4 separate regions of the Homo sapiens genome follow, and regions 1, 2 and 3 are each linked to region 4. The links are chromatin loops, found by intact Hi-C in ENCODE. Cell type or tissue: mammary epithelial cell. All regions are shown on one strand. Links, peaks and the distances in the headings refer to the core of each region. The heading gives the core; the rest is flanking DNA.

The links. Hi-C counts contacts between places; a loop is a spot of excess contacts. Peaks named below come from ENCODE experiments on the same cell type or tissue, not always from the same donor. Only the 100,000 strongest peaks of a DNase experiment are listed, where the experiment ranks them.
Region 1: it touches region 4 in a loop (16-fold over the local background); 37 of 110 quality-filtered maps call a loop at or near these places.
Region 2: it touches region 4 in a loop (12-fold over the local background); 47 of 110 quality-filtered maps call a loop at or near these places.
Region 3: it touches region 4 in a loop (23-fold over the local background); 3 of 110 quality-filtered maps call a loop at or near these places.

What each region holds. Positions count from the first base shown.
Region 1 is chr9:2,868,212-2,876,238 of GRCh38, forward strand. It overlaps the pseudogene GPS2P1. Among named protein-coding and RNA genes, the nearest start is that of PUM3, 28 kb to the left of the region's middle. In mammary epithelial cell, for the core only: a CTCF peak has its summit at 4,555; no DNase peak of the experiment used is centred there; H3K27me3 peaks cover 265 bases.
Region 2 is chr9:2,853,927-2,861,953 of GRCh38, forward strand. No RefSeq gene overlaps it. Among named protein-coding and RNA genes, the nearest start is that of PUM3, 14 kb to the left of the region's middle. In mammary epithelial cell, for the core only: a CTCF peak has its summit at 3,860 (motif pointing right); a DNase peak (open chromatin) is centred at 3,865.
Region 3 is chr9:3,003,876-3,011,902 of GRCh38, forward strand. It overlaps the pseudogene CARM1P1. Among named protein-coding and RNA genes, the nearest start is that of PUM3, 160 kb to the left of the region's middle. In mammary epithelial cell, for the core only: no CTCF peak of the experiment used is centred there; no DNase peak of the experiment used is centred there.
Region 4 is chr9:3,178,232-3,186,258 of GRCh38, forward strand. It overlaps LINC01231 (long intergenic non-protein coding RNA 1231), which reads left to right and starts at 3,358. Exons shown (of 5, transcript NR_121585.1): 1 at 3,358-3,658. RefSeq lists an enhancer at 3,070-3,704 and a silencer at 3,503-3,672. In mammary epithelial cell, for the core only: a CTCF peak has its summit at 3,594 (motif pointing left); a DNase peak (open chromatin) is centred at 3,550; H3K4me3 peaks cover 640 bases; H3K27me3 peaks cover 490 bases.

The sequences.
Region 1 (8,027 bases), core at 3,489-5,988, 310 kb before region 4:
CCTCCTCCCACCCTCTATCCTCATGTCTGTTGTTTCCTTCTTTGAGTCCTTATATACTCAGTGTTTACCTCCCACTTATAAGTGAGAACATGCAGTATTTGGTTTTCTGTTCCTCTGTTAGACATAGCTTTTTGGGGGTGGCTATTGAATCCACTGTTGTTGAGCTGAAAATTCCAAGGGCAGCTGGTTCACCTGTACTTGTTTTCATTAATTCATCCCAGCAGGGCATCTGTGTTACCTGATATACTACCTTTGCCTCTTGTGAGACATGCATTCCTGAGCTTTGGAGCCAAATTCCCCTAGAATCCACCAAAAGGGCCTTCTTTCTCTCTCGAGTCTCCAGGAGGTCATAAGAACTCTTATTAAGAAGACATTTCTCGGTCTGGCTTGGAGGAAAGCCGTGCATTTGTCCCAGGCCCTTTGACCTTCTCTCTCCTCTGTCACCCATAATAGAGACTTAATAGACATGCCTAGCAGGGCCAGACTATATAAAAATCTATAAGCCATTAACCATAGCTGTATTAAACTAATAAGAATCAATTCCCACACTTGCTTTCAAAGGATGCTGGGCTTCAGAAGTGACATGAAAAGTGACAGTCTGCATCTGGGCTGTGATCAGAGGGGTCTGGCCTGGAGCAGTCAGCTCCTCAGAGTTCACAAATTGTCTGACCCTCAGGAGAAGGCTCTTGGCATAACCTTAGGAGGATGATTCATCAGGAGTCGAGAAGTCCATTCCTTAACATGGACAAGAAATGAAGGGTCCAGGAAAGATTGAAAAGGGAATTAGTAATGGCCAAGCTCCCGAAGTCACTGGGCTTTGAAAACCCTGAGTTTTGCTTTGCCGAACAGCTCTGGGTTGCATTATGCCTATTGATCTTCCTGAGCTTTCGCAGCCTGTAAATGATGAGCCTTTTAGCGCACTCCATGACTGAAGGGCACACAACTGTGAGAACAGCTCATTTCATTTTTTTCAATTTATACAAAAGATGCTGTGGCCCAAGCCCTCTAGGCACCCATCTCAATACATAAATATGCCAATTAAGCTAAATGGAGATCCTGCAGGTTAAAAGTGCCTCATAAAAGAAGGAGGCTTTTTCAAAGCCAGAAAGTTTATCCACAGAAGAAACACCAAATCAACAAAAGTGGATCCATGCCAAGCCATGAAGGCCAGAAAAACAAGGCTTCTGGGATCCAAAAAAGAAGAAAAACAACCATTAGTTGTTCCCTAGAAAACTGGGGAAAAAATACCTTTTAGCTGTGACTTCAGGATTCCAATCAGATGCTACTATTATTATTATTTTTTTCATTGCATTTTCCTGGGCAGGGTTGATGGTTGGGGTGGGTGAGTGGGAGAGGGAGGAAATCAGTCCTAAAGCTGAACTGATACAAAAGTGTCTCAGTTACCCACCAAATGTCACAAGGGCAGGTGTGGGCAAATCAGTGTTAGTTAGATATGCTATAGCCTTGCCACTCAAGCATGGCCCATCACACTCATGCCTGGCAGCCACAGTAGCTGCATCAGCTGGGGATGGCTAAAAGTAGAGAATGCAGGCCCCATCCCACATTATGTTAGCAAGAGACTGCATTTGGCCAAGATCCCCTAACGATTTGCCTGCATATTAAAATGCCAGAAGCCTTGACCTACACTAAATGGCCAGCCTGATACTCACCATCCCATCTCTGGAGAACTTATACTCTTTCTGCCTACCCTACAGCACTGAGGGAGTGGAGGTCTGGATCCAGGGAATGGGCTAAGGGAAAAAGATAGACAAATGGGTTTTTGTCCAGCTTTTAGTCAACTTCAACTGAGTGTAAGAATCTCAGGAGATGCTTCTGAATGGATTTATATACTCAGACTTGTCCATCATACATCTCCAAATCTTTGATGATCAGCTTCCAATCAAAAACTAGGTTTCTTGGGTCATCTTTAACACCTTATTTGGGGTCTGAGGAAATAGCCTCCACTATTGGAGGGCACTGAGGAAAAGTTTGGCAGTTTAGAGAGCAACAGATGGTAGCAGGTGAAAGGATTTTTACTTTATGTTCTTGGCCCTTGGATGTGCTTTTGTGTGAGCCAAGAATGTTGTATAGTTCTTCCAATGTTTCTCCCACTACTAATACTAAAAAGGCTTAGAAATGCCACAGACCCAACAACATCACCAATGTTATCAAAACCATTTCATGAAACTCCAAGCATCTTTGCTCACTCACTCAGTTACTCCCTCAGCCATTGACTCTGTGAGCATTTATCCATTATCTACTTGTCATAAACCCATTGCTCTGGGATTGCTGCCCTCTCGTCTACTTTCTTTTCCTGCCAAAATTTACCCATAGTCATCAATAACTGCCTTCCTTTCCTGAGACCTTGCTGTCTTTATTTCTCTGCCATCTGTCTCTATCCCCATGTCTCTATAGAAATAAGCCTTGAAAATCCCTTCTATCTCTTTGCCAAATGCAAGACAGAAATTCTTGACCATCCAATTGGAAACAAGAACTAAGGGTCGTACTCTCTCTGTGGCTTCCACGATACTGCATTTTATCTGCTTTCTTACTCCTGTAACTTCTCTCTTTCTTTGCTGTCTCTATTTCCTCTCATTATTCATCTTCTCCAAGTTGAAAGAGCAATCACAAAGTTTTCAATTTCCATCTACAGACTCATAGAGTAGATAGGCAGTGGGGCAAGCACTCTACTACACATTTAACTTACATTTTCAGTTAAAGTCACAGCATGCCAACAAGTAATAGTTCTCATTACTATTTTATTTTGTTTATGTTTTAAATAGAGACAGCGTCTCACTCTGTCACCCAGGCTGAAGTGCCATGGCATGATCATAGCTCACTGCAGCTTTGATCTCCTGTAACTTCCTCTCACCTCAGCCTCCTGAGTAGCTGGGACTACAAGGCACACAACAGTATGCCTGGCTAATATTTTTGTTTTAAAATTTTTTGTAGAGATGGGGTTTCACTATGTTGCTCAGGCTGGCCTCTTAAACTCCTGGCCTCAAGTGATCCTCCCACCTCAGCCTCCCAAAGTGCTGGGATTACAGGCCTGGCCCATTATTTTAAAGACAATAAACTCAAGGCTCAAAGGAAGTAGGTAACTTACTCAAGGTTACAGAGCTTGTTAGTGGGGAGCCCAAGCCCATTACATCCAAAATATAACCAGCAGGAATCCGTTGCCCTCTGAGGGAATCTAGAATAATGGGAGCTGAAAGTACTGACCAAACTGTCAGGGCAATAGAAATCCTGGATGGATGGAGGGCTTGGTATGAGGGCTGGAGGGAAACTGGGCCGTAGAAGGAGTCACATAAGCGTTCTAGTCAGAACTGACTGAGGCTGGTGGAGCAAGCTGGGATGGGGGCTGCTTTATGGGAGCTAATGCTGAGATAAGGAAATCAGTCACTTCAGTGGAGGAGAAGCTTGGGTCTAGAGACAATCTTACCTGTTTCACCTATATGCTCTTGAACCCACTTTACCAATTTCCAAGTAGGTATTATCACAAATTAATTCAATCCGGTGAACGCTATTGTGAGCTTTTTCTGTGCCTCATGGCGTCTAGTTGGCAAAAGGGGAAAGACCACGTTGATTTAACTACCCTAAACCTCAATATCAGAGAGACATGGTGTCCAAGCCAAGCTCTACCACACAGTTGCTATAAGGTACTGTACAAGTTATATATCTCTCTAAACCTGTTTTCTTATCTGTAAATGGGGATGATAATAGTTTGTTACTCATTCAATTGATGCAATGTCTAAATAGATTATGCTCAAGAAGCACTTATTACATAGAAATACTCCCTGAAATGTCTGATAGACTGGAGGCTGGCGGGGAGGGGAATAAGACACAGTCTTTGCTCTCAAGGGCTTATAATGGGGTGGGAGAGGGTAGGGAAAAGACCTTGAACTGGGCAGTTTAAACATTTACCCATATTTGTCTCATGGGATTTTCATGGGGAAGCATTTGTTGGGTAAATGTGTGAGATGACAGATTCTATCTTTATCACACTGAACAGCAGAATGACAAAAAGGGACGGAAATGGTGGCGAACCAGATTCTTCCAGCTCATCAGAAGTAATAAACTTCTAACAATAAGAACTGTCAAACAGCAATGAAAGAGGGAGTTTTCCAACACTGCAATTGTATAAGTCAAAGATGGATGGCCCTTAGTAGGAAATGTTTTACAAAGGCATTCGCTGGAACGAAAGACTGAATTTATGTTGTTTTGCTCCTCCCCATCTAGCTGGCCTTTATGTACGAGAGACTCTCAAGGTCAGGGCAACCTCCTCCTCCTCCTCTTTTCTTTCATCTGCTCCTACTGGCCACTCTCTCACTTCTATCTTCTTCTGAGGTCTCTCTTCTGAGCTCCAGACACATGAATCCTATTGCTGATTGAACTCAGAAGGCTCCAATTCCCCAAGACCCAAAAGGAACCTATGATCTTCCCCCACAAAACCTGGTCCTTCTCCAATCTGTGAACCAGAACTCAAAGGCATTTCACAGGCATGTCACTTTCAAAGGACTTCCCTGCCGTGTTGCAAGGCAAAAGTGAGAGAAGGTACTGTCGGTAGAGGGAGATGTCAGATAAGAAAAGAACCTCACAGCCTCTGTCAACACACTTTTCAATCGTGGATTTTTTTAATCTAAAAAAAAAAAAAAGGTTTTAAAATCTGCTATATTTTGAGTTTTGAAAAAAATTAATGTTGCTGTTTTATAACCTCTGACAAGGTTTTATTCTATAGTTGGACAGGTTCTTTCTGTTAATTTGCCTTATGCAAGTGAAGCAATTTTTGTATTTGCGTTTTAACGTATATGATACTCACAAACACACCCATTTAGCCCGACTTCCCCCCAGTGCTACCCATTGCATATGCCACCCACAAAGCCCAACTGGGTGTGGCTGAGTCTAAGCAAGACATAATCATAGAGGCAGATCTGGAGAGGAAGACACATGCCACAGGCCAGAACACAGGTTCAGCAAGATTCTCACTCTAGTTATGTGTATCACTGTTTCTCACTGTCACAGGCAGTTCCTTAGACAGGCACACGATCCAGCCATAGTAAGCGTGTGTGGCCAGCCCCATTCCTGGCTTCATTTTGTCCCCATCCTTGTGTTTCTGTGTAATTTTGCCTAATTATAGTTTATACTATATTATTACATACACTTTATGGAACGAGCTCAAATCCTTTTGGAAAAAGGCAGGATAGATGAATAGATGGGTGGGTGGGTAGATAGGTAGGCACTCTTTACAGCCACCTAGGAAAAGGGCTATTGATAAATCTTTACTGTTTCCATCGATTGATTTCCACTTAGAATTCCCCTCTCTTCTTTTCTTCCTCTAATTCAGTTTCTCTTTGCACTCATCTTCCTCTCTTGCCTCCATCCCTGCTTCTCACCTCATCTCTGGGCCAAGATGGGGTTTGGGCTGACTGCAGGCTTAACACTATTAGAACTTTCCAGAGAGAGTCCCTCAACCATGTTCCAGAAGTGCTAAGCCAGTATTAATTTCCCTGGCTACTTTCCTGCCCTTGTTTCATTTCCTTATTCCCCCCGATCTTCATTCCAGAAAGATCATTTCCCACTTGTATCCCACCCAGGTTGGCATGAGTCTGCTTTTCTCTAAGACTGAGATCAATTTTATCTTGAGGCATTTGGGCATTAACTGTCATAAAATAGATAAGAATTCTGGAGGATGGGGAGTCTTGAGACAAGAACTGTCAGAGAAGAAAGAACCCCAAGTGCTTTCTTCTGGTAGAATGGACATATACTGGGAATGTCCCGTAGTTCTGGAAAATATAATGCCCATGCGTGCCCACGTGCACACACACACACACACATACACCCCACACACGATCAGATTCATCACATTTTAGCCATGCCATGAACCCTCACACATTCCCACAAATTTACTCTCAAAGGGAAGAACTGTCTTCAACTATTCAGCTCTCTCTTTCTCATCAGGACATGGCTTCATACTGGATTAGTTCATGCAAGATAAAGCTGAATGAATCAGCCAGTTCAAAAGTGGAGCCTCACAATCCTCTAAGAAAGAGAACTTTCAGTCAGAAAACATGTAATGAGTACCTACTGCATGCAAGGAAACCTAATAGGCAAATGCAGTGAGGGTGGAGGAAGACACATGAAGATGTGTGCAAGTCAGTCTCTTAAGACTCTTCAGGGAAAGCACCAAAAGCAAAATATTTATTCAAGATTGGCGATTTAGAATCAGCAGATGTGACGGATTATGATTGTTCTTGGCATTCATTGCCACCACATTAATCAAGCCAGATTCTTTCACAATTTACATGGATACATTGTTGCCTTTGAGATAAGAGACAACTATGAATACCGACTCTCCAGGAAAGGCAGTTACCATCAGTCAAGTCCATTACTGAGTCACCAACAGCTAGGAAAATGTTTATTCCCAAACCGCTGGAAGAAGGGGCAGACCAGACAGGGAACCAGTAAGCATTTTTTTTTTTCAGGGAAAAAAGGAAAGAAGCAACAAATTGGGGTATCAGTGCAGACAAACTTCAGGCAACTCTCCCCAAGATTGTGGCCCTCAAAGATACTGGGCAGAAAAGCCTAAAATATACTGCTTATTTTCTTTTGGTTTAGCTGCAGTTGCTATATTTTAATACAAAGCTATGTATTACCTATGCTATAAATAAAAGAACCAAAAACCTACTCTGGCCACACAGTTGTTCACTAGCCCTCAATCTTGAACATTTTGTGATAGGTCCTCATTTGGGTTTAACCCTCTTCCCACAATGTGTCTCTCTCAAATTCTTGAATTGGAATATTTTCATTTCAGCCTCTCTGAGTTTGGCATTGATAATGCTTCTTCTTTTGTGCTTAGCTCTGTGGTCTGCTTTGATAGTCTCCTTTCTAAGAAACTGTCTGTTTCCTCCCTGTTTCTAAGATTAGGCAGTAAAATAATACAGTTTTTTTCTCTGCTTGGAGCCACCATCACCCCCTAATGTATTATGACAGTGTACATAAAAGTGCTTCATAAAGAGTAATGCAATGCACAAATGTTAATTGACAAGATTATGAGTAGCTGTTTTAAGTATCCCAAGTTGACTTCCAATCGCAATTTCTGTTACTAGGTCAAACATAAAATAAAATTGCCCTCCTTGCTTCTGTGATGACTGAACCATTCAGGCACAATGCTATTGTACCCTCACCCACGGTGGGGTGGAAGGGCATGGTGTTGAAGATATAATCTGATGGTCACTTGTGGTAGAATTGCAGGTTCCGGCTGTGTTGGATGAAGGGGAGCCAAAGGCCAGGTTGGCTTGTAGCTGCAAAGCCCGACTTTCCTGCTGGTTGCATCTGCACAGAGAGCTGTGGGGAAGCAAGGAGTCCAGGGGTTGGATGCAGAGCCTGGGGGTGCATGGGACGCAAAGAGGATGGGTGGGAGAGGCCAGTCTGCTGGTTAGCATGTTCCATCTGCTTTTGCAAGGATAGGGCACCACCAGGCTGTAGGAAATCTGTCTCAGTGGGCTGAAAGTGGCTGTGCAGGACACAGGGCTGTGGCTGTGGCTGAGATAGGTAATGCACTGCAGGGAAAGACGAAGGAGCTCTGAGCTGCTGACTAGGACTATAAGCTGGCTGTGTGTGCCTATAGTGAGGTGGGGGCTAAGCAGTCCCATAGGCACCACCAGGACTGCCTTGGAATTGTCCATGCTCTGGTGTCTCCGCAAAAGCAGTTGCTGGGCCAACGTAGTGCCGGATCGTAAGCAATTTGGGTCCAAACATTTGTTTGGCTCTGTCAGCTGCCATGAGGGTGCCTGGGCGATTGTGTCCTCCAGGGCTCCCCTGCGTGCTGAGGAGTAATGTACCTGTGTGAACAGTCAGGCTCTGCTGGTATGCAGCTGATGTCAGGGTGGTCAGGTCACTCTGTTCCTTTCGCCTCCGTTTTTCTTCCTCATGTAAAACTTCCTTGAGCTGCAGGAAAAGCTGGTGCTTCTCTTCCTGTAGGGCCAAAAGCTTCTCCTGCAACTTCAGAATTTGTTCCTTGGTCTCCT
Region 2 (8,027 bases), core at 2,642-5,141, 320 kb before region 4:
ACAGGCCATACCATATAGCTTAGGTGTATAGTAGGCTGTACCACGTAGGTTTGTGTAAGTGCACACTGTGATGTCCACACGATGATGAAACACATTTCTTCTTCTTTTTTTTATTTTTTTTGAGACAGAGTCTCACTCTGTCGCCCAGGCTGGAGTGCAGTGGCGCGATCTAGGCTCACTGCAAGCTCTGCCTCCCGGGTTCACGCCATTCTCCTGCCTCAGCCTCCCAAGTAGCTGGGACTATAGGCGCCCGCCACCACGCCCGACTAATGTTTTGTATTTTTAGTAGAGATGGGGTTTCACCATGTTAGCCAGGATGGTCTCGATCTCCTGACCTCGTGATCCTCCCGCCTCGGCCTCCCAAAGTGCTGGGATTACAGGCGTGAGCCACTGTGGCCGGCCGAAACACATTTCTAACAACACTTTTCTCAGAATGTATCCTTGTCTTTAAGTGGCACGCAACTGTACCTCAAACTCCAGACTTGCTCGTTTTAGCCATTCTGTCCTTTTCATAGAGATGAAACAAAAAATAAGAAATAATGGAAATCAAGAAACATTACCTAGGAATTAATGAAAAAAAATTAAAAGTACATTCTAACAGTTTGTTCAAATATTTCCAGCAGGAGCTTTTGAGAAAATCTCCCCCAAGTCTGATAATCAAAAAATAGAAGCATGAGCAAATAATATACTGAGGCATTAATTCAGTCTCATTCTCATAGCTGTAACAAAAAGAATGAGAGGTATTTTCCCTTTTCTTCACCCCTTGGCTCATCAGCAAGACAGAACAGACTTTAAAAGAAAAGAATATAAAAGAAAGATAAAGGAAAGCCGGGCTCCTTGAAGAATGGACCTGAGATATCCAAGAGGGAAAGCATTCCAGGTGTCAGGGAGCATTGCAGGTGGTGATGGGACTGCAGTGGAGGTGGAAGTGGGGGGTGGGAGGCAGGACTCCCACAATGTAGAGGAACACAAGGTGGAACAGAAGGGAATGCCTCTGAGGGTCCAAAGGGCTTGGGGAATGAGCATTTCTTTGACAATCACAATGAACTAAAGATTAAAGACTCTGTTCCTTGATTTTTTTTCTGGCAGCTAAAGCCCTGTGGGACTCTTCATGATGCATGAGACAGGGAGGGACTTCTAGAGACACTACTGAAAATATTCCACCACCTCTAGTGGGTGGCAGCTTAGCCAAATCTTTTCAATTTAGGAAAAAAAAAAAAAAGGCTGATTCTTGCAGCAAATTCATACCTGCAACAGAAGGAATAACTAAGACATACCCTATACTTAAAAAACCCCCGCTTTTTTGCAATTATGTACTGAGAAGCACCACACCTGGGAGGGCAATGAGTGATATTTTGCCAGGTTTATGGCTGGAATCATCCTCCCCATGACTATTCTCAGACTTTGTCCATCAGTGTAGGTGCCTAGACATTCTCAGCAACCTAAGAAGATTTAATTTTCCCCACTCTTCTTCTGAATTATTTTCTACTCTCTAGAAATTGACATGCGAACAAGAATGGGTACATATGACCAAGGAGAATGGAGATCTTTTAAAGGTATATATTTGAAAATAATGAGAAAGGATGAAGAGAAAGCAAAGCACAAAGGTCAAGAAGATGAAACAGAAGAGGAGGATGAGAAGAGTAGAAAAGGGAAGTGGAGGAAAAGGTGAAGAGTAGAAAGGCAGAGGAAGAAGAGAGGGAAGAGAGGCTAGGCCAGGTGCTGTGGCTCATGCCTGTAATCCCGGCAGTTCAGGAGGCTGAGGTTGGAGAATCACTTGAGGCCAGGAGTTCAAGACCAGCCTGGGCAACATAGCGAGACCCCACCCATCTCTACGAAAAATTTTTAAAAGATTATCCAGGCGTGGTGGTGCATGCCAGTAGTCACAGATTCTTGGGAAGCTGAGGCAGGAGGATCACTTGAGCCCAGTTTGAGGCTACATTAAGCTATAATTGTGCCACTCCATTCCAGCCTGGGCAACAGTGCAAGACCCTGTCTCAAAGAATGAAAGGAAAGGAGGGGAGGAGAGGGGAAGGGAGGGGAGGTGAGAGGAGAAGGAAGGAAGGGAGGCAGGGAGGGAGCGAAGGAGGGAGGGAGAGAGTCTTAGCAAATACTATATATGCTTGAATATACAGAGCTCCTCTCTTCCATTAGTTGAAGAAGCCCCAATAGTATATTTCGGCCAATTTGGTTAACTAAATTTTTATAGACGTAAGTGTACTAGGCATATGTCTCCTTATAATATTAATTTATGTAGTGACACAGACACATTTAAAATCACTTTAAAAATAATATACAAATCTATAAATATTGCTTGTTCTTACTTTGACATTTCATTTAGTAAACTTTGTACATTCATTTTTGACAGAAGTATCTTTGTTATCAATAGAGCCACTTTTTGAGTCATCCTATGCTATTTTCAGGAAGGACATTCAACATTAAGGTTTATAACTCAGGAATGATGCTTTGATGCTATAAGCAGCAGAGAAACCTGCCATAGCTCAGAACATACCTGAGAATCATCCAGTGACCCTCACAGGCCAGGAGAGTCCAGGTGGGACAGATCTCACAACAGGCACAGTAAAACAGAGTCCATCTAACAGGTAGATTGGGATCTCATCATGGCAGGAAATATGAGTCTTTTATTTAACAAGCATTTGATTGCTCCATGACTGGCATTTTTTTTTAGACACTAGGGAAACTTTAATAAGAAGCAAAGATGACAATCTCTATACTCATGGAGATTATGTTCTAACAAGAGGAAGAAAACAACAAAAATTAATAAGTAAAGCACATAAAAATTTAGATAGTGATAAATACTATGGAGAAAAATAAAGAACGGGCCACACAGTCTCTGGGCCCTTGAAAGAAGCAAGAGAATGCAGAATGCGCCATGTTAGTAACTGGAGGAACAGTGTTTTAGGCAGAGGGAACAGCAAGTGCAGATGTCCTGAGGCAGAGCCATGCTTTGTTTGAAGAACAGCAAGAAGGTCAGTATTGTTGGTGAGGGTAAGTGGAGAAGGAGATGGGTTTAGGGGGTTATCTGTGAGCCTGATTACAGTGTCTTGGATATTGCGAAGACTTCTGTTTTTTCTCTGAAGGAAAGGGATTGTGAGCAGAGGGGTGGGTACGATCTAACTTGTGGTTTTACAGTATCATTCTGGCTGCCATGTGGGGAATGAACTTAGCGGGGAAAATGTGGAAGAAGGTAGACCAGTTAAGAGACTCTTTCAATAATCTGAGAAAAAGTGCTGGTAGCTTGGACCAAGAAGTGGGCAGTGGAAGTTGTAAAAAGCAGTAAAGAAGGTGGGGAAAACTAGCAGAGCCCACATGCAGAGCCAGAATCAGAATCATAACTGTTGAGTCAAGGGCAACTTGACCAACATATGAAAGAAAACCCAGGGTCAGTGTGTCAGAAACCCCGGGAATCCACTAACATCAACATCACCTGAAGCCTGCAGATATCACGCCCCACTCACAACCCTACAGCCCTGATATCTCTTTGTACACCTTGTATTTGAAATGATCCAGGCATTATAAAAAATGAAAATGCTATTTTGAGGGAAGAGGGACCTTTACCATTATTGAAGCCTTGAGAATTGGAATTCAAATTGCCAATCACTGTCTTCTGCTAAACATTTCTAAAAAGGAGACAAAAATGTGATTCCACAGAACACTGAGCATTATCATTCATTGAATCTGTGAGATTTGTGAATTGACAAAACTAAACACACGCAGTGGACGGAAATGGGGAAGAGCTATGCGCTGATACTTTTAAATGCCACTGTGTTTCGCTATGAATGTTTCTAATTACAAGACAAACAGAAGTGTGCACCGGAGGAGGAGCATCAGCCACCAGATGGCACTATTTCCCTGAAATACCCAATGGTACCCAAAATCACCAGGATGGCATACTCTCCAGGATTCTGCAATACTCTCCAGGCTAGAAAGGAGAGTCTTTCATTATTATTAACATCTCTTCTAAAGTCAGGGTCTAGAACCACAGAGGCAAAGGTTCTGTCTGTTCTGAGGCAATTCGGTTCCCCTGGCACAGGATGGCCTGAAGGATTCTGTTTTTCCCAACAAAGCTCTCAAAAGAGTTTAATGCAGGAGCTCTTAATCCCTATGGCAGTCTGGTGAGACTTCTGAACTCCTTCTCAGCATTGTGATTTTAAATGCAAAAAATAGGATGCGTAGGATTGCAACGGAAGCCAGTTATATTGAAAAGCTGCTACTGGAATATTTAAGCAAATGCAAGACATAGTAATATATGTGCTTTTTTATGAATGCAGTAAATAATAAAAGCCAGAGGCAGGCCTCCTATCCATTGTAATCTTGAAATAGCAATAAGCAAAAACAATATCTCAAAATATCTGCAACAACTATAATATGATGTTGTGGCTTAACAATCATATTTTATAAACTATAATTTTACTTAAAAGTTAGTAAAAAAAAATAAAGGTGTATTTTCTTTTCCCTTCTCTCTCTCTCTTTCCCTTCCTCCTTTCTTATGTTCCTTTAAAAAATATTTTCACTGGCCAGGCATGGTGACTCACGCCTATAGTCCTAGCACTTTGGGAGGCCGAGGTGGGCAGATCACCTGAGGTCAGGAGTTCGAAACCAGCCTGGCCAACATGGCGAAACCCTGTCCCTACTAAAAATACAAAAAATTGGCCAGGCGCAGTGGTGGGCGTCTGTAATCTCAGCTACTTGGGAGGCTGAGGCAGGAGAAGCACTTGCACCTGGGAGGTGGAGGTTGCAGTGAGCCAAGATCGCGCCATTGCACTCCAACCTGGGCAACAGAGAGAAAGTCTGTCTCAAAAAAAAGAAAAAAACAAGACAAACAAACAAAAACAAACAAAAAATTATATATATAATGATTATATTATTATAATAATATATTTAGAATATATATATTTATATATATATAAATATATATATATTTAGAAACTGTTTCTGTCCATGAACCTCTTGATTTCTGTCCATGAATCTCTTGAATATTGGAAGACCCCAAGTTAATAACCTTTGGTTCAGTGCCTTTTTAATGACTGTATCATACATTTTTGCCAACTGAAGAAAGTAAAGCCTCCCTCAAGCTGGCCACACTCAAAGAAGAAATGAGTTAAAGAGATTTTTTTTTTAAGTTACATTTTTTTTAAAGAAAAGATCAGGTGCAGTGGCCCACACCTGTAATTCCAGTGCTTTGGGAGGCTAAGGTGGGAGGATCACTTGAGGCCAGGAGTTTGAGAGCAGCCTGGCCAATATAGCCAGACCTTGTTTCTACAAAATATTAAAAACTTAACCTGGTGTGGTGGCTCATGCCTGTAGTTCCAGCTACTTGAGGTGCTGAGGCACAAGGGTTGCTTAAGTCCATGAGATCGAGGTTACAGTAAGCCATGATCACACCACTGCACTCCATCCAGCCTGGGCAACAGAGTGAGACCCTGTATCTAAAACAAAATAAAAAACAACTTCCACCCCCCAAAACCATCTGCATTTTATACTGTCTCTCTACAAAATGTTTGTTGTGGGTCATGAGCAAATTTCTATTGCTATCAAATAGAATACACATATTTATATATATATGTAGCTAAATATTTATATATATATATAGCTAAATACTCTAGAGACTGGGATAAACTATAAATATAAATATAAATATATGAGGAAGAGAAGAATACGTGTTAACTAACTTTCAATAGTACAAATGAAAGTAATTTTGTTATTAATAATTTAATTTATTTGTAAATTGTCTCACTTTCTCATCATGAACAACATGGGTAAGAATATTAATCATTTTACCTTTGTGTCTCATGGCCCAGGCAAATCAAAGTTGTAGTTTACTGAGATAATATGCAAATGAGATCATGGAACTGCTGCTAGTGGGACTTTTTTAATCTCATGGGTAACAAGAGACTGCAAGCAAGAACTTCACATCCTTTACATTTTCTAAGATGGGAAGAAAATAAACTCTACAAACTGCATATTGGGGAACTCAGTCTTCGTTCCCAAGAATGTACGAACCTGGAAAGAGACGCTGATCCCAGTAGGTGGCGCCAGCAAGCAGTCACCAAGGACAAGTCCCAGCACAGTCACTCCACTCTTTTTCTGGAGCTTACTAGACTGGAGTGGCGTATTAAGAGGATGTGTGAGTCCCCTGAAAGGTGTCTGAGGATCTTGCTAATGGTATACTTTCTCACAAGTGAAGAGATGTATGCTAAGCACAAATTAGGTGAATTCAGAACATTTAAAAATAAATAATCAGCCATTCTCGTATCTTATTAGTTTGTAAGATCTGCCATCTTCTCCTTTTTTCTGTGGGAAACCAGTCTTCTAGACTCACACTGGCATATGAACTTGTTTTCATCAAATGAGTTAATAGGAATGGGAGAGTTGATTTAGGAAATTTTGGGCTACATTGAGGGAAGAAGTTGAATGTCTTGAATCAAAGAGATGATGCATTTACTCTCTTTTGGGTGAGGCAAACCAACCTGGAAAGTTGTACTCTGTTTGGAAAATCACATTTTAAAATTAGATACAGACAAATTGGAACACCTCAAGCAGAGAGTTAAGGATGCTGACGATTCAGGATATGTATAGGAAATAGTACAAAGGATTTGAGATGTTTCAACGTGAGAAGGAGCGTGGGTCATGACAGGGAGGGGGATAAAGCGTGTTGCTCACAGGTTGGGGCTGACACATAGAAGACTGTACAATTTAGACAGTAAGTGCAGTCACTAGTCTAAGACCACAAACGAAGGGGAAATAATTAGGTTCAACAGCAGAAGAGCATTCAGTCACAAATGTTCTAAGAGGAAGATATGTTAGCATCTCTAGTAGTGAGTTCTAATTCATCAGAAGTATGCAAGCATAGGCAAGCCCCAGTTACACCTTTTATGGATTTGGGGAAGAAGATTCAAGTATTGGATTAGTGGTAGGTAAGGTCAAAGTTTCTCATACACCAACTAGTCTAGGGATTGATGGTAGTTTATTCAAAAATTTTTACTGGCTGGTGCGGTGACCCACGCCTGTAATCCCAGCAATTTGGGAGGCCAAGGTGGGTGGATCACCCGAGGTCAGTAGTTAAAGACCAGCCTGACCAACATGGTGAAACCCCATCTCTACTAAAAATACAAAAAATTAGCTGGGCGTGGTGGTGGGAGCCTGCAATCCCAGCTACTCGGGAGGCTGAGGCAGGAGAATTGCTTGAACCCGGGAGGTAGAGGTTGCAGTTGGCCAAGATCGCACCATTGCACTCCAGCCTGGGCGACAACAGCAAAACTCCGTCTCAAAAAAAAAAAAAAAAAACACCTTTTTTTTTTTTTTTTACTATGTTCCTGGAAAGAAATAGGCAGCATGGTTCACAAATCTAAATTTATTCAATGTAAAGGGCTATCATTTATTCTAAAATTATTTACTTCTTACTTTGTGAGGGTGACACGCCTTTTCTTTGTATGAAATAATTGTTGGTGATAGATTGTAGTATGTTTGTAAATATACCTTACCTGTTGGAATAAAGTTTGGAAATACTCTATTGAACTCTCTAATTTTTATTGAAATATAATAATAAAAATTGAAATGTAAAAAATTAAAAGGTCACTTATCTTAGTGATCTTTAGGCTCCTTTCGGTCCTGAGATGCTGTAATTCTAGGCACTAATTATTCAGCATCGTTAAGGAGTGAGAGTCTCTTCCATTTGATTTGTCTTCCCAGTCAGCCTGGAGTGGGGCTGGCACATGTTAGGCCCTGCCTTCCTTGCGCACTCCTTCTATGCTCATCACTGTCTGGCTTCTCTTCACACTTTTACCACATAAGTGTGTATCCCTAAATACTATCATTTATGCTTTGCGTGTATTTGGCCTTTATAAGAACAAAATCATAGAAAACGTGTCCTTTTGTTTCTGTTCTCTTTTGCCCAACACTTGAAAAAAGAAGATCGATCTGGATTGTCGTGGATAGCTTTTATTTTGCGGCGAAATATAGCCAGAATATAGCACATTTATCGATTTTACTTTGATGGACACCTT
Region 3 (8,027 bases), core at 3,607-6,106, 170 kb before region 4:
TCTAAAATGCTTTGTGTTCAGTGGCTAGGCAATCCACCAGGCAGAAGTTAATTTCAATGAAATCCTATAAGTGAAGTATTAATCCATCAAGTCCCTCTTTTTTCTAACCCCCTCCCACGCACAGCTGGTGCACTGAGAATATCACCTTATCAACCTGTCCCTACCTTAATGAGTTTGCAAAGGTAATATATAGTGCCATTTACCAAATATTTCTGTTTCTTCTTATGGGTAGATGTAGATTTGCATTTCCCTGCTTTGTTGAAATTAGGAGTGACCATATGACTTGCTTTGGCCAACGTAATGTAGTTATAAGTAACACTGGCCATTTTCAGGTGGAAGATTTAAGAACTAGCTGTGTGATTTGCTAGGTCCTCCTTTCCTCTACAACAGGAACTAGTAGCGCTTTTCATGGAGGCTGTTCCATCAGCCTGGGTCCTGGAGTGAGAATGATACAGATTAGAGAAATAAAGCTCTGTTGGATTAAGCTGCTGACATTTAGGAGTTGATTGTTACAGCAGCATAGCCCTGACTCACAAGCCTGGATAAGCTGTATCTTTGAGGGTCCGATGATTTCATGATTTCTGATTCTGATTCCCCAGTTGTGTGGCAGCATTCCAGAGCTGTGCTGAGACTCTCCAAGAAGTTGCTTACTAAATTTTTCCAGCCACCATGTGGTTAAGTGTTTTTACCGCAATTTAAAATTAACCTCAAAAAGATCAAGGTCACATGTCGCCATCTTGAAAGGACCAGAGATGTGCTTTGAGTGCACATATCTTGGTTAGAAAGCCACCTATTGCATTGTACCCTAAAGCCCTCAGCTTCCTTTTTCACAATTACCCTAAAAATCAGTCTGTGACCAATGCTTATTCACAGTCTTCTTGGCTCTCCTGGAGAGCTGCACTTTGCTTTCATACCAAATGAAAGCATTTCCTTTTGCTGACTCTGGCATCTTTCTCTAGTAACCTTTCAGGAAGCAAATCTACTCAAGCTCAGGATGCTGGCACAGATATACTCCTGCTTCACTCACAGGCAGAAGATCTGTTCAGAGGGTCCCCTTTGGGCTTAAGGGACCAAAGAGATCAGTTAAACCTAGACTCATTTTCTATCACTTTCTCTTTACCTTTATTACAGAGAATTAGTCTCAGAAATGAGTTATTGTGATATCTAACTTAATGAAACTAGTCTCTATACTGCACTGAATAGTGTCTACCTCCCCAAAATTCATGTCTATCCAGAACCTGTGAATGTGACCTTATGTGGAAATAGGGTCTTTACAGATGTAATCAAGTTAAGATAAGGTTGTAATGAATTAGGGTGGGCCCTAAATCCCATATGGCTGGTGTCACTATGAGAGGAGAGAAATTTACACAGAAACACGTACTGGGAGAATGCCATGTAACCACAGAGGCAGCACTTGGAATGATGCATCTATAAGCCAAGGAGCACCAAAGACTGCCAGCAACCAGCAGAAGCCAGGAAGAGGTAAGGAAGGATCCTCTCCTAAAGCCTTAAGAGGGAGCATGGCCCTGCAGACATCTTGATTTCAGACTTCTAGCCTCCAGAACAATGAGAGAACAAATTTCAGTTGCGCTTAGCTACTGACTTTGTGGTAATTTGTTATGGTAGCCCTGGAAAACTGAATCAGACTTAAAATCCCAAGCTATAGAAAAAAATTATATATATATATATATATGTAAGCAGATACTGTTTTTTACCATCACAGCCTGCTCCCCTCACATTCCAAAAATCACATAGCGAAATGTCAGTTTATCAACCTAGAACACAAAACAAATGACTTTCTGTCACCCCTAAAATCACCCTGCAGTACAGGCTTTGCATACAGACAGAACTGAGTTTGTATGTAGCTCTGCCACATAGCAGTTGTTTATGCTAAAGCAAGTTAGTTAACTTTCTGTAGCTCCAATCTCTTTGTCTATACTATTAGCCTAACAATATGTATTGCATTTGTTTGTTGTACAGCGCAGTGGGCATTTGCCATTCTTTGGTGCCTCTCAGCATCAGAACTCCCTTCCTATGTTTGGGGAATGCCCCACATTCTAAGGCAGCACCAGCCTCTTGCTAGGGAAGCGAAGGTGTCAGCTAAAGCACAAGCATGACCCAGGCTCTGCCAGGAAGACGTGCTTTGCATGGGAGCTCAGACGGTGAAGATGTAGGGACTACATGGAGTCCACTATGGTGAGGTCACAGTAACCTCCAGACCCTAGAGCATCAGAGGGAAAGTTCTTAGGACAACACTCAAGATTGGTATTTAGTGAAAGCTGTGCACGTTGCAGTGTCTATGTCTGGCTGCATTGCTGTCTTCCTGAGATCAATTCTGCAACACGATTTTGAAAATTATTCCAGATACTTAGCTTCTAAGACTCATTTTCTGATGTTCCTGTAACATTTAAAGAAATCCTCTCACCCCACCTTAAATTAATAGAATTAGTTTCTGATGCTGGCAACTAAGAACCTTGACTAACACACAAAGATGAAATTAGATAGGATATGTGAAGCCCCTAGCAGGAATCATAAGTAATTTCCTTTTCTTTCTACTCCTACCCACAGGCTCTGAACAAGGATTCTGCCACCACAGGGTTAACATCTATGCTGGTCAAGAAGTAGAGGGTCAGTAGAAATGGAGGGAAGCAAGCACTTACAGACAGCCCTATGCGGCAGATCTAGGCTATAGCCTTTATTCCAGTCAGTGATGAAGGTCAGGCCTCATTAGTGTGTGCGGTGTGTTAAAGTGAGGGATCATTTCAGAACAGGATTAGAAATGGACTCAAAGGCCTTTGACCAAACTGATGATAAGCCCACACCAAAGAAAACTCACATCAGAAGAACCAAAGCTCAGGCTCTGCAAATCTGAATATCAGCTGACAGTCTGAACAGGTTGCTTTCCATGTTTGTTGTTATTTATGTTTTCTTTTAAGCTTTCAAATCCCTAAATCCCTTCTGCCTAAGCCAAACTCACATTTGGAGGCACTAAGCAGCTGTTGCAACTGGGGATTCTCTCCTCTGTGAAAACACTGATTTTAAAAAATAATAAGCTCTCAGCTCCTGCTCACTCTCACAAGTTTCCAGCAACTGGTGCCCTGACAAATGAAGTGTCAAAACATTTTCAAATTAAAACCCCACAGCTCACACAGCCCCAAACCCTCAGCAGGATGGACTTTCCCTGCTTGTGCCCAGTGCACACTTAAAGAAACTAAAAATAGCCAGATGGCAATTAACAGAAACTCCAAGAAGGGGAGATGGGTTGGATTCTAGTGGGGTCAGTTTCCTGGAAGGATTCCAAATGGAGTTCTCAGCCAGCAGTGTGCTCTGGCCAAGAAATGATTTTCATTAAAACTACATGGAGGAGGCAGAATGAAAAATCAAGATTTGGAAGCTTTAAAGTTATAGCAGAGGTGGAAACCCGTGACCATCAATAATAATAATCCTTGCTAATACAGAGTTCATAGACACTATATCATCTTGAACTTGTAAGAGCTCTAGAAAGTAGCTACTACTCTTATCATTTTCCTACTTTTATAGACAAAGAAGCCAAAGCCCAGAAACTGTAGACAACCTGCCCAAGATCTCAAGACAAACAGGACAAAGGTCTATGGCAGGTATATGGTAAGTGGTCAAGCAGGAGTTTCCACTCAGCTCTCCGGCTCCAGAACTCATGAATGTAACCATTGTGCAAGGCAACCTCATGTATTCATGGGAATGTTTAAGTAACCAAAATGTTTTTATCCCATCCTTAGGCCTGGAGCAACAAAAATCTCCCTTAGCAATTTTAGCCAACCTTCCCATGGGCAATGCCTTTCAGGGATTATGTGTACAGGCTCCAAAGTTAGACTAAGTGGGTCTTATTCTGGCCTTTTTATTTCTAGTTGTATAAAATCAGGTAAACTATCAACCTTCCTGGGCCCTTATTCTCTCATCTGTAAAAGGGCAATAATATTAGTATTTATCTCATAAAGTTGTGATGAAGATTAAAAGAAACGGTGTGTGGAAAGCCCTTAGCATGGTGCTTGCCCATACTAAGCTCCTCAATAAATAATAACTATTGTTATTGATCATTCTAAACCCCTGTGCTTTTAGGCAGTCAATTTCAATGCCCTTTTAAATAGTCAATTTCAATGAGGAAGAACACAAGGATTTAGTGAAAAAGGAGCATCCTCCACAGACCCCCAGGCGTTATTCCAGAATGCTCTTCAGTATGATGTAAGCAAACAAAAAAAGGACTAAAAAAGATTTTGCATTTGCGATGGATTTGGTGGATTTGGAGTGAGGGGTCCCAACCATCCTGGTTTGTTCAGAACCAGAGGATTCCCGGGACACTAAAGTGGGTCAGTTTTCTCATTCATTTTCAGAATGGAGGAAATATTTACTCCCAGGAGAGGGCAGTAATGGAATTAAGAGTGGTCATTTACCCTCCCTCTTTTTTCCCCTTAGCAGGAATGATTCACCTTGATGGTGACATTGGGAAATAGGATGGAGCAAGCATAGTGCATGCGCTTGGGAGGGGTCGGCCTGCCCACTCCAAACCAAGTGTGTGCCCTTGAGTCCCCCATGTGAGAACCTTATGGGGCAGGCTCTGGACTTGTTTGGGAGACCAGTAGTTCAGCATGTAAGTGAGTGGAAAAGTTCGGTTTCGGAGCAGAAGATTTAGGAAACTGCATTTGGCAATAGGTCTGAACCCTGTTCTCCAAACAGCAACAATAACATTGATATTGTGATTTCTTCATGACATCTGTGTCTATTTCTAAATTGGTTCAGAACTCAAAGAAGGAAAGGGATATAATTAATTATCAACCATGTGATTAATTATCACCTTCATAACCCCTAACAGATGGATGCCTATTTCATTTCATTGGCAGATGAAACTATTTCAGGCAGGCAGGGAAAGGGTATTTTGTAAAATCAAAGGAAGTTAGAGCTGGGAGTGACCTTAAAGATAATCTAGCCCAATATCTTCATTGTTATAGATGAAAAGATACAAAAATGAAATGGCCAAGTGATACGATCCATGTGAAAAGTCTGTGAAAGACTTTTATAATGTAAGTTATCAGTGTCATTAGTAGTTTAGGGAGTGGTCTTTAAAATTGTAACCAGAATTTAAAATAGATCATAGATAACATAGAAAATAGATTGTAGATTAAAACTAAGTCCCTATACAGAAAGAGAATATTCCCTAAATAAAACTAATACCTCCAGGAAACATGCTCAAACCGTGAAGAAGAAATCAGCAATTCAGAGCTAAATTTTATTTTAATCGGAAAAAACCTACCTTAGGTTGACAAGATTGCTTACTTACAACCTTAAAGGCCAGATAAGCTCAAAAATGAACTAGTTTTTCTCCTTTGTCTTCATCCTGCCCATCTATCCTAGCAGATCCTCTTCACTGGGAATGTTTACTTCGTAACTGTTAACAGGCTTGTCCCACTGGCAAAGTAAGGTTGTTTGCTGGGCACCTCAAGACATATGATATATAAGACTCTTTGGCTAAACCCCGCCATTTCTGGTCTCACCTTTGCCTTTTACCCATTACTCTCACCCATCAGAGCACACAGAGGTGGCTTTTAGATAGAGTCCAGTCCTAGGTGGGTTGGACAAGGCCCACTTCACCCTCTCTTTCTCTCTTTCTCTCTTTCTCTCTCTCTCTCTCTCTCTCTCTCTCTCTCTCTCTCTCTCGCACTGAATTGAATACAGCTGTAACACCTGGACAGAATGCCTAGAGCAACTACTTGAGGACTCCGAAGAGTTAAGAACGTCAGGCAGATTAGGAAATGCATTAGTCCGTTCTCACGCTGCTACTAAAGACCTACCTGAGACTGGGTAATTTACAAAGGAAAGAGGTTTAATTGACTCACAATTCCACATGGCTGGGGAGGCCTCAGGAAACTTGTAATCATGGCAGAAGGGGAAGCAAACACATCCTTCTTCACATGATGACAGGAAGGAGAAGTGCCGAGCAAAAGGGGAAAAGCCTCTTATAAAACCATCACAGCTCATGAAAATTCATTCACTATCCCAAGAACAGCATGAGGGTAGCCACCTCATGATTAAATTACCTCCACTGGGTCCCTCCCAGGACATGTGGGGATTATGGGAACTACAATTCAAGATGAGATTTGGGTAGGGACACAGCCAAACCATATCAGGAAATAAGACTGGGATTTGAAATATTACCCAACCAACAGTGAGTTAACTCCTTTCTTCCCCCAGTAAACCCTGGCCTAAAGTCAACACACCAGAAATGAGCACCAGGGTACAAAGAGAGCTCCTGAGACACCCTGTAGTTCTGGCTTTAGCAGCAGAAAAGTAAATTTCTAATAGTCAGGGTGTGAAAATTCTCTGTGTTGCTCTCTTCTCCCCCTCCTCTCTTCCCTCTATTTCCCTTCCCTTTCCTTCCTTCTTCCACACTCCCGTCCCCAAGAATCTTGTGGTATTGGCAACATCAGCCTGCATTAACCAAAACTATAAGGGAAGGAAACCTTTCTCCCCATTCAGTGGAGCTGTCATTCCCAAGCCTGGGCTGACCCCCAGTGCTTTTTTTTCTCTCTTGGTCTCTCTCTGCTTGGCCAATATGCAGGCAAAGTCGTGGAAGTACATGGCAGAGTAAACTTGTTGGCAAGAGACTGAAAAGTGGTCACAGGGAACCAAAAAGTATCACAGAGAGGAAGGAGCTTGGCAAAGCAGCTCCATACAGTTTCTTTTATAAGTTCCTGGGGTCATCCTCAGCCGGTGCATGCATGGATCTGGTACTAATTAGCATACCAAAACTTTGAGAACTCTGCCCAGGTGCCAGGCTGACCACTGGGTGACATACACAGAGGACAGATCCAAATAGCACCGCCAAGGCTTTGAAAAATGAACTGACATAGGAAACATAGCCCTCAGAAGACCAACTATGGGGAAGGAACTTGCAGCCCGAACCCAATCAAGAAGAAATGGGAAAACCTCAATTCCTATGGGAAAAGATAATCAGCTGAAACTAACACTGCCATGACATAGAGGTCAGAACAATCTGACAAAGACTTTTAAAGCAGCTATTATTTAAAAAGTTCCAACCGGCAATCATGAATACCACTAAAACCAATGGAAAATAGAAAGTGTCAGCCAAGAAACAGATGATATAACAAAGTGCCCAATGGAAATTTTGGCACTGAAAAATATGATAACCAAAATAAAAACTTCACTGATGGGCTCAATAGCAGAATGGACATGACAAAGAATAGAAAGCCATGTGCAAACCAGCTTCTGGCTGGGGGCCTATTTATCACTACCTTTCATGCATCTTTCCCTCTGTTTTCATTAAATATTGTTGTATAATAATACTGTACAGTTGTATATACTTGTATGCGGTTGTATAATTGTATTGTATACAACTATAACTACTGTTATGCAACAATAGTTAGTGAAAACAGAGGGAAAGATGCAAGAATATTTAGTGACTTAAACCAGGAACAATTTATGAATTCTCTCAATTCTGTGGGAGGGCTGGGCAGTTTCTCTCCTGGTCTTGCTTGGATTTGTTCATTCCTCTGCATCCGGCAGGAGGGTGGGTTGGACTGGAAGACCCAAGATGGCCTCGCTCACAGGTCTGGCAGTTGTTGGTGATGGCTGTTGGCTGAGGTGCTTCAGTTCTCCCTGTGACCTCTGAACTCTAGCAGGCTAGACTCCTTCACAGTATGGTAATCACTGGGTTCCAAGAAATGGAGAGCAAAAGCTATAAGGCTCATTAGGGCCTAGGCTCTGGAACTCACACAACATCACCACTGTCATATTCTATTGGTCAAAGCAAGTCACAAAGCCAGCACAGAGATAAGGGCCAAAAAATTAGAATGCTCTTGATGAGAGAAGCAGCTACATGACTATGTATGTGTGGATACAGGGAGGCATGATTATTGGAATAATTATTTCAATATTCTACAACAACCTCCCTGGGAAGTAATGCTGCAAAGCTAAAGGACCATGGATCTACAATTGTTATGTCAGTAGACTAGACTGTGAGGCTGAGAGAACTTCAG
Region 4 (8,027 bases), core at 2,138-4,637:
AGAAAAGAAGAAATGAATCAATGTCTTCCCAGAGTTCACAAGCTAGAATCCATTGCTTGCCGATCCCCTGGTGTGTTACCTCTGTAAATTTGTGGTCAATTTTGGAAAGTTTGAAATTAGAATAGACTGGTTTGTCTCATTCTGTTCCATTTTTTACATGTCAAGCTATTGAAATCAGGACTCTAAACGATTGTTCAAATTTTCCAGGTTATTATTTAGCAGATTTAATGGTCTTTCTTGCAACATCTTTACAAAAATATAGCCTAACTCACTGTAAGAAGAGCCTAAGGAAACTGTTGTCTGGGGGACATAAAGTAAATATAACATTAACAATAGGTCAAGTGCAGTGGTTCACATCTGTAATCCCAATGCTTTGGGAAGCTGAGGAGGGAGGATGGCTTAAGGCAAGGAGTTCAAGGCCAGCCTGGACAATATAGCAAGATTCCATCTGTACAAAAAATTGTAAAAATTATTCGGGCATGGTGGTGCATGCCTATTGTCCTAGCAACTCAGGAGGCTGAGGCAGGAGGATCACACAAGCCAAGGAGTTTGAGGTTATACCGAGCTATGATCACTCTACTGCATTCCAGCCTTGGTGACAGAGTGAGAACTTGTCTCTAAATAATAATAACAGCTAATACTTACTGAGCTCTTAGTATATGCCAGGCATTGTCCCAAACGTGGTACATGTAGTATTTTATTTAAACATTATAATTCATATTATCATCCTTAGGTTACAGATGAGGAAATGAAGCTTAAATAGAGTGAATCATTCACTACAGTTAACATAGCCAGGGAGTACAGCCAGGATTCTAATTGAGGCAGCATTATCCCAGAATCTACCTATTTAACAACTATAGCTATGAGGTAAATCTGTATAATTTTCTCAGTGTACATTGCTTAGACTCATTTCTAAAGTCCATGAAAGAATTTGGGCCAAATTTATTCCCAAAGAAATCCTAGCCACTCAAAATTCTGCTACTAAATACACAATATTTGAGTTTGCCAGAATCTTTTTTCTTCCAATAATGTATTAGAATTTCTTTTTATGCTTTCTCTTCCTGGTCCCCATCCACAGGGGCCTAGTTGGTGATATAATAAAATGAGCTACTTTAAAGAAAAACTCCAGGATAGTTTCTCTTCAAAACTTTCCATAAAAGGGAACTGAGCTTTAATAACTACATTCATACATTGAATGCACCTTAGGACTGGAAAGTGAGTTTTCTGCTTCCTTATTAGTGAATCTTTCCCAAGGAATTCTGTCAAAATCTTGTGGCAATGACTACCTCCCTGCCTTGGCTTTAATTATTCTATTTCCATTAGTCCGGGTCAACACATACCACAGAGGTCATCTCTGGACTTGATGTACTGCATTAAAGGCGAGCTCCTCTAGGATAATTATGTCCTCAAAGACCAGGCATTGGGGTAATGCCTTGGGGAGTCTGAAACTCCAATCACCTTGAACTATGGATATTTCTTCTCTTAACATACATTTGTGGAAAAGAAAACCATAGGACATGAAATAATGCATAAGTCGCAAATCTGCTGTTTTCTCTGCACATGACTGGAGATTAAATAAATTGACTATAGCAGGCAAACAGTACTCTTTTCTGGAAGCTTGAGTTTCAGAATTCCCAAGAGAAACACTAAAAGCTACTTCCTTTCTTCTCTTACAGCCAAAAGAGAAATCAGTGAGCTATTGAGTAAGACTTTTGATCCATTACCAAGACTCAAGCTTCCTAAAACACTAGTCAAATGGTATTTAATACTTCGTTTTAAGACCCAAACTTGCCCATCCCGGCCTACAGTAAAGGGAGAAGACACATCCCACGGCTTGCTTTCACTCCAAAACAAGCATTTATTGAGTGTCTACTATGTGCCTGATCATGTTCTAAGTCTCTGAAGATAGAGAAGTGAACTTGTATCCTTATCACTGAGGAGGGAGAAGGCAGTACCTGCCAGTTACTTGAAATTCCCTTTGGAACCAATTCACAGGGCAGAACACTTTAAACTCTACTCAGACTCTCAGAAATTGGGTAGGAAGAAACTCCCTAAGTCTTCGGAGCCTCACAGCTGCCTTAGGAGCTCTGCTTTCCACACTTAACCAGAGACAGGTATTCAATATGAGCTGGGGGCAAGAAGCGTGAACCCCTCCAATTTTTATGCAAAGTTTTGTGAGCAAGTATGAGCATTTGCTGGAGCCAAAGTCTACAAGTGTCCTCGAATTCTCAAAAAGATCTGGAATCCTACCAAGGTTAAAAGCATTCCCCTAATATACCCACAACTCGTGGAGCCCAGGTGACTGCGCTTATGCTTTCTTGGTGAAGGCCACATGTCGAACCAAAAAGTCATGCCAAATGGATGCCACACTGACCGCAACAGCCACTTAGCCTGGTGTACACCCCGCTCAGTCCTTTCTCAACTTCACAACTTCGCTCACCAGAAAGCTTCGCGTGCAACTGTAAGATGGCCTATTCCTTTGGAAAGGAATGAGAAACACGTAGGCTTGGAAGTACTGAGACATTGGCGCCTCTCCTGTTTTGGTCCTGAATGGATTCCCGGCGAAGAAATCACATGCCTCTCTTCTCCTGACCCCACTTTTGGCATCTCTTAAGGCCGAAGCTGGTTCTCAGAGCTCGTCTGCCTACAGCTACTAAGTTCTCTGAGAGCAATAAAGATACGACGGGATCCATCTGGACGTTTTCCGGACAGGAGAGGCAGCCCGGCATTTCCCTTCAGAGAGTTGCTGGGGATGCACACCTGCTCTGGGACAGCCGGAGTGCGCAACCCGCACTTCTACACGCGCGCGCCGGGCAACATAGCGCACCGCGGGTACACGCACGCCGACCGGACACACGCAGTCTCGTACACGCCCAACGAGCGCACACACCCGCACTCCATGCACGCGCGATGGGCGCACACACTCGCATCCCTACACGTGCACACACCCGCGCTCCAATTACCGCGCTAGCGCGCAAAAGAGCCGCAACTTCCGAGTGGGACTCGGCATGCGGGGGCAGTGCCCGGTACTTCACCATCAGTCACCTTCGCGTCCGCCTCCTCCCCTGCTGGTTGCACCTCCAGCCGCAGAGATTTCCGGCTGGGGCACCAGAACTGTCCAGGCCGAAAGAGCTGCTCCTCCGTCACAAAGCGCAGTTGCACACTGTACTGCAGGCGCGCGGGGACCCGGGCCGGAGCCGGGGTCGCAGCCATGGTCCAAGCGCCTCTGCTCCTGAGCCCTAGCAGTGCCTCCCCCGCGCTGCTCTGGGCACCGAGAAACTGCTGGGGCAAGGGGGAGGGATTTGGAAGCGCGCACCACCTTCCCCAGCTCCCGTTGCAAGTTCAGTCTTCGACCTCCGAGACGCCCGGTGACTTCTGCTGGCACCTGCTGCCCTCGGCATCACCTCCCTCATCCCCCTGGAGGGCACGCTGGAAAGCTGCAACTCCCCACCCTCCGCACAGGAGCGCCCCGTAGACGCGCAGATGGGCCCAGCCACCCAGCGGGGCGGCAGCCCTGAGCACACAAGTTTGGAGAGCGCGCGAGGCACCTGAAAGTGGTTGGGGTTTGGAAGCAAAAGGGTGACACCTGCTGTTCGCTGGGACCGCTCTGCGGGTGTGGGCGTCGGTTTGGAAACGTCCTTTGCCTGAGCTCTGCTTGGTGAGTGGGCACTCGCTCTTGGTGTGATTCTGGCGCAACTGGCACCCAAGTGTGAGCAGCAGTCCTAAGTGCTGAGTTCTTTCCTCACTGACAGGGTCGAGAGAGCAGCAGCAACGTGATAGGAAAGCCCGCAGACATTTGTCAACTGGCTGGGCCCAAAAGACCATATTCGTCTTCCATTACTTAACTTGGGATTGAAGGTTTACTCGCTGCTGTATTGTGAACCATTTCCCTAGAAGTGGGCCAGCAGAGCCAGGGACTCTTGTCCCAAAGTTGATGCCGATCTCTAGCAGCTACCCAGCATAGTCTCTCGGCTCCAGCTTAAAAGGTTGGGCTCTCCAAGCTCTGAGTAACCGATTCGCAGGTCCTTAGTCCTCTTTGCAGAGAAACTGATCTGCTGCAGAGTTAAGAAAAGAAGCAGTTCTTCTTTTGACAAGAATCCCCCACACTTACAGATTCATGTGCCATAAACGGACCTTTTCTTCAAAAGCTGAACTGCTTTCTGTGTGCCCCCAGTCTGTGACCTCCTAATGGAATGAATTGCAGGGAGGAAGCAAGGTTTGTAAATCCATTCTGATCCTCTGAAGACAATGTTCCTCTTAACTGAGCAGGTTGACTTTAGAAGAACCAGCTTCCCTAGAAGTCCTGGGTTCTATGACTTCAGAGCTCCCAAGTGGGACTGTTAAACCCAGCCAAGCTGTATGAAATCCTGGGTCTCATTTATCTGCCTCCCACACCTTCTTCTTTCTCCCAGTTCCTGATCAGGCCTCTCTGGCTTCTCCAGTTTTCCTTTAAGACTTTTTCCTCCTCACCCTCCTTCTCTCTGTCTCTCATCTTTCTCAATCATCTACGTACTCTTTTCCCTTTTTCTCATTCTCACATTCTGTTGCTGCATGGCTTTGATTCAGGCTCTGGAAGCTCTTAGGAATGAGATTTTCTCAGTCTGGCGTAAAGGCCATAAAACACTGCATCCCACTTCACCCTTACACACCTTCCACCTATTGACGGAGGGATGACATGTTGTGACCAGAAGCTTGCAGGAACCTAACCCTAGGTATTTCCCCTAGGAGGAATGTTAGTGGCACCTTCATAGAACATAGCTGCCATAAATAACAACATTTGACTATATTTTACAATAACAATGCCTTTTTTAGGGTGCTTAGCAAAGAGATCCCAGTAACTACTAAATAATCTCTCTAAGTTCAGAGCTCCTGCCTTAACCCCAAAGAATGAATACCGTTGACTTTGAGGTCACATATTCTTGGTAGACGAGGTATTTTGGCTCATGGGCTTCCCAGCCTCTCAGATCCAATCATACACAGTGTTTCACCTATTCTGCCTGGATGTAAGTCAGGATCTGGTCATAAAAATAAAAGGCTGCCTAATTATGAACTAACTCACCTTCCTGAACTCAGAGCTGGGCCCTCTCAAAAGCACAAGTGACTCAGAATATAAAGTGCTTCCTCAAGCTCCTCTCACATAGTTTACAGCCAAGAACAAAACTGGCCCATGTAGAAGGGACCTAATTTTTTTCTGAAGTTCTTCATAACAAATCCTTTATGAAATCTTTATGGTAATGCTAATATTAATCATTGATAAAATTGCCTTATTGTGTTTCATTTATTATTTCTTCAGATGGATGTATTGGTTTCCAAGGGCTACCGTAACAAATCACCACAAACTTGGTGGCGTCAAACAACAGAATTTCCCCCGCAGTTCCGGAGGCCGGCAGCCTGAAATCAAGGCATCAGCATGGTCTTATTTCCTTTAGAGGCTCTGGGGAGAATCCTTCCTCGTTTCTTCCAGCTTCTGGAAGCATTCCCTGTTTCTTGGCTTCCTTCCCTGCCTCACTCCAACCTCTGCCTCCATGGTCACATTACCTCCTCATCTTCATGTGTCTTCTCTTCTGTCTCTTACGAGGGCAGTTGCCATTGGATTTAGGGCCCATCCAGGTTGTCCAGGATGATCAACATTTGACTATGTTTTACAATATCCTTGATTACATCTTCAAAGACCCTTTTTCCAAGTAAGGTCGCATTCACAGGTTTGGAAAGTTAGAATGTATATATGTCTTTTGGAGGACAACCATTGAAAGAACCCACACGTTCCCTGGTAGTCACCACTGGGGAAGAGAAATGAAAGATATCATTTCAAAGCTTAGGCCCAGCCCTTGTGTGTCTGATTTGGTGATTAGCACACTTGTTATTCCTGGCAGACGTGAGAGAAGACAGGTTGAGAGAAGGATTGTGCGAGGAGGTAGGGTGAGAGGGTCATGGTAACTAGACCGGATTACTAGAGAAACTAAAATGTACTGCATATTCCAGGAAAAGATGGACTTTGTTATGAAAGATGGGAAACATTATGAAGAAAGTAGAATGTTTATCTTTTTTTGTTTTTGTTTTTGTTTTTGTTTTTTGAGACAGAGCCTTGCTCTGTTGCCCAGGCTGGAGTGCAGTGGCACAATCTTGGCTCACTGCAACCTCCACCTCCCCAGTTCAAGCGATTCTCCTGCCTCAGCCTCCCGAGTAGCTGGGACTACAGATGCGTGCCACCACGCCCAGCTAATTTTTTGTATTTTTTTAAGTAGAGATGGGGTTTCACCGTGTTAGCTAGGATGGTCTCGGTCTCCTGACCTTGTGGTTTGCCCACCTCGACCTCCCAAAGTGCTGGGATTACAGGCGTGAGCCACTGCTCCTGGGCCATGTTTATCTTTCTTAAAAAATAAACTATATTGATTCTGCAAATTAATATTTTCCCAGAGACAGGAGAGGGAGAAAGAGAAAGAGCGTGAGAGCAAGAGAGAGAGAGAGAGAAACAGAATGACCCAACCTTTACTCTCTATACCAGTAGTCTTCAAGCTGAGGTATGTTAAGACCCAGGAAGGAGTATTTTAAGGAAATAAATTTCCAGACCCTCTACTTCCACAAATAGTTTTTTTTTAATTGATCTTCCTCAGAAACACTAATGAAGATGCAGATTCCCCTTCTCAGTGCTCACTGTTTTAAGGAAAGGCATACCTGTCACTCATCCTAAATTTTATGATGTCTAGTGTCTAGTTGCCATACACATAAAAAAATTTACAGCACCAAAAAAAAAGACACAATTCAAAATATTGCTGTAGCTGTAGAGAAAGTAAATGACTGTAATCATTTCAAAACTCAGATGGTAGCTAATTCTTTGTTCATAATAAAGTTGAGGGAGACCTATTAAGGTGCCAACTGAGAGATCGTTAAAAATAATCTTTGATGATAGATTACTATGTGACTTAGCAACTTCCAGCAACAACAGTGGCCACAGAATGAGTGGTCCTTACACTTAAATTCTCTTACCTTCATGGCTATCTTCATCTATAATTAGTAATAAAAAGTATAGTAATAATTAAATCAAGAGTTTTTATCAGACATATGGTCATGGAATTTTTTTTAAGTTGCATTTAAATTTATATACATTTTAGTTGTAGCAGGTATAAGGTTAGGATAACAGATGTTTAAGTGTAAACTATATTACAAGTAGCATAAAATTCTATGGAGTAAGTACATTGGAAATAAGATTTGGAAAAGATAAGGAAAATATATATGATTTCTGACTATAAGAACTTGTCAGGTATTTTTAATGAATGATAATGAATATCAAATAACCACATTAATTAGAATTGCTGGCTTCCTTTAAAATGTGACTGTAACTATTCCTTAATGTCAATATTAGCAATCAACTGGAAAAAATATTCTTGTGAATGTTTTAATTCGAAATATTTTAGATGTCAAATATGTGCAGGTAATGTTAAAATATGTGCAGGTAATGTTACGGTAGGTAGCTAGTCAGGCATGAACAGGGCAGGAGAGGGCTACCCCACCACACAAACGCATCAGGAATGTCAGGAGACCATCAGGCGATGGTCAGGTGGTTGTCAACTATCTCTCTAAAATAATAAAATAATTGATCACAGCTGGCGCCAGGGAACGGCAGTCTCCCAGTGGATAGAAAACACCTGAAACTGTTGATCAGCAGCTTCTCAATAAGATCTTGGGAGTTGGGCAAATGGGCTCAAGCATGCGCATTAAGAGGCAAATGGCGGGGTTTAACTGGTATATGACCTTCCTCTAGGAATGCTAGACTGGTAGGTGAAGAAAGCCTCAAGTGAGCATCTGTACAACTCCAGTGTCACAATCAGGGTTGGGGTCCAGCTCCAGCTGAGGTCTGAGGAGAGTGGGTGGATGTGGGTTGGGGAGCTGGAAGAACACTCGAGAGACACCAGGTAAAAGAGAGTTGGCTTTATTCAGCAGCCCCTTCACAGGGTCAGTGTTACATTTACACACTGCACAGAAAACAGTGGCTGAGAGCCAGGTGGGGAGCTTCTCTATGTTGTGTC